2 separate regions of the Mus musculus genome follow, and region 2 is linked to region 1. Evidence: chromatin loops called from intact Hi-C (ENCODE). Cell type or tissue: heart. All regions are shown on one strand. Region 1 holds the start of Has3 (hyaluronan synthase 3). Region 2 overlaps Tango6 (transport and golgi organization 6).

Region 1 (4,000 bases):
CTCTTCCACCCTTCTGTAAGACACTGCGCAGGGTTGGCTTTCACTGTTTTCTTTACTTGAGAGGCAGGAGAAAAGGCCAAGAGATGGGAGAGGGGAGTTGGGGTGTGGACAGCCCTGCTGTAAGACCAGCAACTGAGCTATAGGGGACTGCAGCAAGCACTGCAGAGAAGGCTGCTGGGGAGCTCCGCCTACTTGGTCCTAGTGTCCTGGTAGGCTTGCCGGCATGTTTCCGGCCCAGCCACTCAAACAGTGTAGGTTCCCATTTGTAACTAAGTTGGGGTTTCTAGCCCCCATCCTGTTGGGAACAACTGTGCATTAATGAGAGGAGCCCAGGACTTGACATCGGAGACCAAGGTTTGGACACGCTCCACTGCCTCCTGGCTTCCTGACCTTGCCCAAAGACTTACTGTCCATGTCCCCAAGAGGGATGCTAATGGTTCCTTGCTTCTCAGATCTCAGGTAATTTCCCTGACAATGGATGCACATTAGCCCCTAAGGGCTTTCCCAGGTGGGAGCGTTAGGAAGCAGTGTGGGAAGGAGCGGCTGCCCTCCATTCCTGTCTCTTTAGCTACCTGTCCAGATTGGAGAATCCTTGTTTTAGACAATGACCCCTCACTTCGGAAACCTGCTTCAATCCTGGTCTCCCTGAATCCAGGCACCATCCCAATAGGAATAGACTCTGCTGCCAGAGATATCCATCACATAGGATGGGTGCGGAACAGTCACTGCTTAAATCCGCAAAAGCATTCTTCCAGCAGTGTAGATTGGAAAGAACTCTTGGCAGCTTGGCCTCTCCGGGAAGCATGTCCTCTGGGCGGCCTGCCCTACCAGCCCCGGGAGCCGCCGCATGCTTCCTCTGTAGGACTCCCAGCCCTCCTTGCACACACCCAGCTCAGGGAGCCCCAGGCATACGTCCCCTGCCTAGTCTCCAGCTAGAGCTGATACATAGGGGACGCTGCGGGCCCTACTGCCCGCCTCGTTCTGGGAAGGGACGGGAGGTGCTGTGGCTGGCCCAGCAACCTGCGTCCTGGCGCCCCGCCTCGGTGCAGTTCCAGAGGCTGTCCGGTCAGGTCCAAGGCAGCTAAGGAAGCTCTCGCCACGCTCCTCACCCGGCTTGAGCTTCACCCCGCTGGCTAAAGCCACACAGCCACACCCACGTGCAGGTTTCCCACGACTCTGCTGGGAAGGAACGGAAAAGCCAAGGAACAACTGCCAGCCCAGACCCTACTCATCTTCTCAGGGCCCCAGGTACCTTGGCAAAGGAGTGCCTGCAAACAAAGGCAGCATCCCTGCAGTTGCCAGCCCCCTCCATCCGGGGGCCAGACCCCCTCCCCCTCAGGAATTAAGAGGTACCCATCTCCCTACAGAAGACCCAGGAAGGTTCTGCAGCTGGATATTCTATGTACAGTCAGGCTCTGGCACGGGCTCTTGTTGAGGTCCTCTGCCCAGAGAGGACACTGTATTTCCCCAAGCCGGTTAACCAGAATGTGATCTTATATCCTGGGCCGCTTCCTCCATCCTCTCAAAAGAGATCCAAGAAAGCTCGCCCAGGCTAGCTAAGGCGCACTTAGATTCAAGGGCACGAGGGTGGGGGCGCTTTACGGGATCCATGTCCCATAGGACAATGAAAAGAAATAAAAACCTCCAGGCAAGGACGCACACCTCCCTACCCAGCAGTAGAACTTTGAGGGCTGCAAGATTAACAGCAACTCTCCCACTGACAGGTGCGCCCTGCAGCCGGGCTCACGCACGGCAGTACAGAAACTTGCACTAGCGGCTGGAGCTCCTCCAATCTCTCCTAGGCACCCTTGGACCTCTCTGAACCGGCAAGGAGGAGGAACTCATCTCACAAACCTGTGCTGTAGGGACCAGATCGCTGGAGATCTCGGTGTCCCCGCAGGTGTGAACCCCCTGCGGGCGTGAGTTGGGGGGAGGGGCACTCTAGCCTCGCTCCCCGCACAGCCTCCCTCCACCCCCAATTCATTCACAAAACAAGAGCCGCAAGGGAGGAAGGGAGGAGAGGCTGCGGGAGCCCAGGATGTCGGAAGAAAGGGAGGAGGGGGTAGGGAACATGGTGCAAGCGACTGCCGCCGGGAAGCATTGAGCGGCCGGAGCCCCAGGGTCCCCAGGTCGCGGTAAGAGGCTCCGGCCCCTTGGGTGCGCTCACCGTGCCGCCGGCTGCCGGCGTTCCGGTGCTCAGCAGGCCCGCGGCGGCTCCATGCTCCTCCTCCGGCTCCCGCCGCCGCGCACTGCCTCCACGGTGCCGCTGGGGCTCCGACTGACGACCGCCTTGCCCAGCAGAGCCGCCTTAAGTATCGCGCGCGACCCACTGGGAAAGGCGCCCTCCTCCGGCACCAGGGCAGGGAAAGTTGGCAAGAGTGGGAGGGCTCCCGGAGCCCGCGGGAGCGCCCGGTGCCCGGCCACCGGCTGGCGCTCGCCAGACTCGGGGTCTGTCGTGGACCTAGCCCCTCCGAATCGAGAGTCGCAACCTCTGCCTCTAGAAAACTAGGGACCCCCAGTGCAGCCCAAGGCTCAGCTGCTCCACGCCGACCTCCGGGCCAGCAGCCTTGGAAAGGCTGTCATTGTCCCTAGCCTAGTACCTGAAGCATCGTTAACTTTCCGGATGACCAGTGGGGACCTACAAAATCGTTCATGTCCATCCCCGCCCCCACGCCCCGCTCCCGAAACCTGGAAACCTACTCACCCTGCAAACGGGCTACCCCAGAAAATCTTCTGAACGCCAAGGGGCGGCTCGCTATGTGAGGGGACTCCCTAAAAACCTTCCCGGTGGCAACAGAGAGGGACAGAAAAGAAAAATTGTCAAATAAAAGGAGGCTGGTCAAAGAAGGTGTTAACTATTATGACAAGCTGAGCTTTGAATTCCGCAGCGGGGCGCTGATGACTTTAAGGCTGTTTGCAAAAGCTGCAGATTGGTCTAGCAGGAATCCAGGAGGTTCCGGTCTTAAAGCCCAAACGGCTCTTCCTCCCCACCTTTCTTTCCCACGTCCCGACCTCTTAGGTCCCCATCCGACATCCTCGCTGGCAGTTCCGTGGTCCCTGGAAGTTGGTGTAGACTCCTCCGGTGAGGTGAAGCCGAGAGGGAGTCCAGGGGAGAAGAGTGTTTGTTAGAGGTAGAAACTCTAGAACCAGCTGGAGATCTCGAGGTTTTACATCTCAGAAAAACCTGAAGAGAAATTGTAATTAAAGACTAGTTTTAAAAATGAATTTATGGGTCCTCCAACCGTCAGAGATAACTTCGCAGGCGGAAACAATTTAATAGGCATGTGAGCTGCTCCAGTCAGGAAGCCATCCCTCTCAGACATGCCCATAGGTCACTTAGCCACAGAATCCACAACACAGCCACCCTGGGCCCCTGCTCCGCCCACTCCCACCCTGACAGACAAAATCAAAACCTTTCACCCTGCTTCATTCAGGAGAAACACCACTGCATGGGCTAAAGGGCTGGGCAGTGAGTGAGTTTGTTTTGTTGAGACAGAGTCTGTAGCCCGGGATAGGCCTTTGAACTTCCCATATAGCCAAGGATAGATAAACCTGAACTTCTTATCCTCTTTAACTCCGAAGAGAAGGATGAGGGCCACCACACCCAGTTTATTCACTGATGGGGACTGAATCCTGAGCTCTGTGCATGCTTTGTCAAAGTTCTAGCCCCAGCTCCAAAGAGTGTGCTCTTAAAGGCTGTTGAGATGGCTCTTTGAGTGATGACACTTTGGACCAAACCTGAGTTCCAGTCTCTGGGACATGTTGGAAGGAGAAGGCCAACTAGCTCAAGTCCTCTTCTGACCTCTACACAATGATATACACATCCACGATAAATAGATAAGATATAGAAATAACGGCTGGTATTGACCCATGTTGTCATGTGTGCTGAGCTACCAATGGTCAGAGGGGCCCTGCTATAGCCTGCAATAGATACTCAGAGAAGTAGTGTCTGGGTAAAGAGGGTTGCTCAGGAGTCTGTCAGCTTGTTTTACTACGGGCT
Region 2 (4,000 bases), 100 kb after region 1:
GGGTTACATACCTTAAGGCTAGCCTGACAAAGGAGGGAGAAAGGATGGCTAGGTGGGGGGAGGGGGAGAAAGAGAGAGAGAGAGAGAGAGAGAGAAAGACAGAGACAGAGAGAGAGAGAGAGAGAGAGAGAGAGGAAGGAGGAGGAGGAGGAGGAGGAGGAGGAGGGAGGGGGGAGGGACAGAGGAGACAAAAGACAGGGAGAAGGGATCAGATGCAGAGACCCTTTCTTTATGATTACGCAGAAACAATCACTGATTATGTATTGACTCTAGATTACAAAGAAATGGAGACCATGTCAGAAGGGAAAGGAAGAGGGAGGCCATGCCTCAGCCAGGTATGTCCGCTGATATAGGGGCGTTCTCATTACAGTGGAAACTAATAATAATTTCAACACCAAAATTCCAGGAAATTGCACAAACTAGGGAAGCTGGTTATTATATCAAGGAAGTGTGGAGATCGACTGAGTAACGGCTGTCTTTGTAATTACAGTGAATGATAACATCAGGCATGCCAATATGATGTTTAATTACGAAGGCTCCAAAGCTGTGCTGACTACAGACAGGTCTAAAAATTCCTACAGAGGCAGGATAGTTAGTCAAGTCTGAAGAAAAGCAGAGTTACACTAAGGAACACTGGTGGCCAACGGCTGAAGCTCAGAAAGAACCTAGAGCAGCCAGCTAGCTATCAAATCTTTTCACTTACTTATTTTATTTGTTTGTGTTTGTGTGTGTTCTTGCTCAAGCATATCCTGGAGGGCATGTGGAAGTCAGAGGACAACTTGTGGGAGTCACTTTCATTACATGGGTTCTGCAGATCAAACTCAGGTCAACAGGAGTGTTTACCACTCAGCTATCTCAGTGAGCTCTTTAATAAGGATCCGAGTAATAAATGCATACCCAAGGTAATACTGTGAAGTTTGTTTAAGTAGTTTCCTAATTTTCACTTTGAATATGGGAACCTGTGTTTCCTGACAGCCACACAGAAGTCCCCTGAATCATGAAATTATATTTTTTCCTCTTTTAAATACTTACTGAGTTTGTTCTTTGATGATTGCATACACATTTAACCTGCACACTGACGATTATAACCACCCTCCGTTCTTATTTTTTGAGGCAAGACAGAGTCTCGTGTAGCCCAGCTAGTCTTGAATTCCATATGTAGCTAAGGCTGGACTTGAATTTCTGATCCTACCACGTGAGTGCTGGGAATACAGGTGTGTGCCACAATGCCCAGCCTGGGTTATCTGTGCATACGTATGTGGTGGTCAGAGGTCAACATGAGGTGTCTTTCTTAGTCACCTCCACTTCAGTTTTAGAGACAAAGTCTCACCAGTTGACTGGGCTGGCTAGTGAGCCCTGGGGATGCCCTTGTCTCTGCCTTCTCAGTACTGGGACTATCAGTGCGCATGGCCACATCTGGGTTTTATGTGAGTGCGAGGAATCAGATGAATCTCAGGGCCTCATGTTTGCACAGCAAACACTTTACCAAATGAGCATCCCTGCCCCATGAGGCATTATTCCTAAGAAACTAACAGGAAGCCACTAACACACACCACACTGAGCGTCCTGTAAACACCAAGCACTGCGCATGCGCCCATCACATGTGCCCATCCTATCGCATGCGCCAGCCAGTCCTTTGAAGAGGACCCATTATCATTTCTAATTTTACTGGGAGACAGTGAAGAACAGAGAGTTGAGAACAGAGCTGGCACATGACAAAGCTGAGCTGCCATCCCTCACACCACGGCCCACCTGGCAGCAGTGCCTGGGGAAATGACTACAGGAATAGTACGAGCCTCACAGCACTCTAACCCTAAAGATAGCAAACCTCATGCTTTCAAGAACAGGCAACCCCAGCCTTGCTCCAGGACATGCACTTTCTGCAGGACTCCAAGGTCCACAGTGGGTGGTGGCCCACGCTGTGTACCAAGTCCACAGTCCCAGGGTCCAGATGGGCTTCCTGGGGAAACTTTTCTCCACTTGTACACTTCACAAGCTAAATAAGCTTGTGAAAAAGGAACTTAGTGATGTTAATGCAATTTACAAATGCTTCTAATGTGAAATGTTGCCAGCATTAGTGATGCCAGAAGAGTCGCACAAACGGGAAATGGAAAGCGAAGGCTTCAGCCTGCTTTCTAACCAGCTGCTCAAACTCCCCTCTACCCGACAGTTTTATAGGCCACTGCAAGCCCTCTACCTGGTCTTCCCAGGGCTGCCTCTACCAAGTAAGAGCTTATAGGTGAGCCCAGAGAGAAGCAATAAGAGTAGAGATCAAGAAAACCATCAAGTAGGCTGTGGAGACAGTTCAGTGGGCAAAGTGCTCACTGTAAGTCTGACAACCCAAGTCTGAAACGTCAAAACTCATGCGTTGCTGGATAAGGCAGTGGGCATCTGTAATCCCCGTGTACTTAGGGCGAGATGGGAGGCTAGCAGTGGTGAGCAACAGAGACCACCTCAGATGAGGTGAAAATGCTGGACTGACACCTGGAGTTGGCCTCCGACCTACACATGAGCACTGAAGTGCACACATGTGTATATGCAACACCTACACATGAAGGTGCTCACATACACCATGTACACATGAATCCTCACACGCACATACACGCGCACACACACACACACACACACACACACGAGAGAGAGAGAGAGAGAGAGAGAGAGAGAGAGAGAGAGAGAAGGAGGGGGGGGGAGAGAGAGAGACAGACAGAGAGACCACAGCTTTGACAGTCATCACTGCTCTATGTATTCAGAGCACCTTGCATTTCAGCTGCTCATGAGTGAGAAATAAAGATGTCACTTGCTGAATTCTCCAGAGACATTTCCAGGGATCACTTCTATTAACATTAACTTTTCTTTACGCAGCTTTCCCAGAGTGAGCAAGCACACCAAGAGACAGTTACTGGTAAGAAGACCAGCAGGGCCCCTGACTTTCCCGAGAACTTGAGCTGATTCATTCCCTGAGTCATCTCCAGGTAAGAAATAAAACCCTCTCCACACTTCTTGCAATCCTCAAGCCGAGGCAGGTAACCACTGCTCTGTGTACTCAGCACCTGGATGACAGGGCAGGAGGGGCCAACTGAACCCCGGGTTCCAGTGCCATTTCACCTCCGGCCTACAGAAGCTGCTGCGTCAGCACAGCTGACTGACGGCAGCCACTAGCCCTAAAGCTTGGGCAAGATGGGGCTGATCTTCTACTTGCTCAGGGTCTCCTTATGCCTGGGGCGCCAGCCAGTGACAGAGACAGGATAGAGGCACTTCTTAAAGTGCCCTTTCCCCTTAGTTACGCCTAGCAGATGTACTAATAAGGTGATTAGGCAAGCATGGTGACAGAAACCCAAGGCTATAACTGGCTTAGAGAAAGTGATCATTGCAAAACCAGCAACCACGATGCCCAGGGCTTATAACTACAGCATCATCCGAGCGAGACCAAGCAGGGCTGCCGTTAACATGCCACAGAGGCACTTCTCTCCTGAAGACGTGTGCACACAGGAGCACTCTCCCTATAGCCTCAGGGGTTACCAGACCTAGTCAGGGACTGACTTTCACCCATCAGATTCAAATCCTGCAGAAAGTACCAACTTACAATAAGATGTGGTTAGAAATGACAAGATGGCTTAGAGGCAGAATATTTGTTTAGCATGTGTGAAGCCATGGGTTCAATTACAGGCACGGCAAAAGGCAAGGGGAGTGAGACATCTGTAAACAGAGGAGAGAGGAGGACCGCTAAAAAGTGACGTTGGGGAGCAGAGAGTAGGCTCTGCAGTTAAGAGCACCAGTTGTTCTCCCAGAGGATAGAGGTTCGATTCCCTCCACCCACATAGCAGCTACAACTGTCTCTGACTCCAGTGCTAGGAGATTCATTGTCCTCTTCTGGACTCCAGGGGCACTGCACACAACTGGTTCATAGCATACATTCAGGTAAAACACCTATATACATCTTTTTAAAAAAATTAAGTAACTTTGCTTCTACAGTCAAAAAATTTGATTCCGTCCCAGGGTG

What was found. Peaks named below come from ENCODE experiments on the same cell type or tissue, not always from the same donor. Only the 100,000 strongest peaks of a DNase experiment are listed, where the experiment ranks them.
Region 2: a loop joins it to region 1, with 2.2 times the contacts of the local background. A loop is called at or near these places in 4 of 42 quality-filtered maps.

Annotation. Positions count from the first base shown.
Region 1 is chr8:106,869,119-106,873,118 of GRCm38, reverse strand. It overlaps Has3 (hyaluronan synthase 3), which reads right to left and starts at 2,283. Exons shown (of 4, transcript NM_001331048.1): 1 at 2,168-2,283. In heart, CTCF peaks have their summits at 960 and 2,333; DNase peaks (open chromatin) are centred at 928 and 2,338; H3K4me3 peaks cover 2,855 bases; H3K27ac peaks cover 1,722 bases; H3K27me3 peaks cover 1,189 bases.
Region 2 is chr8:106,768,697-106,772,696 of GRCm38, reverse strand. All of the region lies in intron 14 of Tango6 (transport and golgi organization 6), which reads right to left. Among named protein-coding and RNA genes, the nearest start is that of Gm34197, 76 kb to the left of the region's middle. In heart, no CTCF peak of the experiment used is centred here; a DNase peak (open chromatin) is centred at 1,706.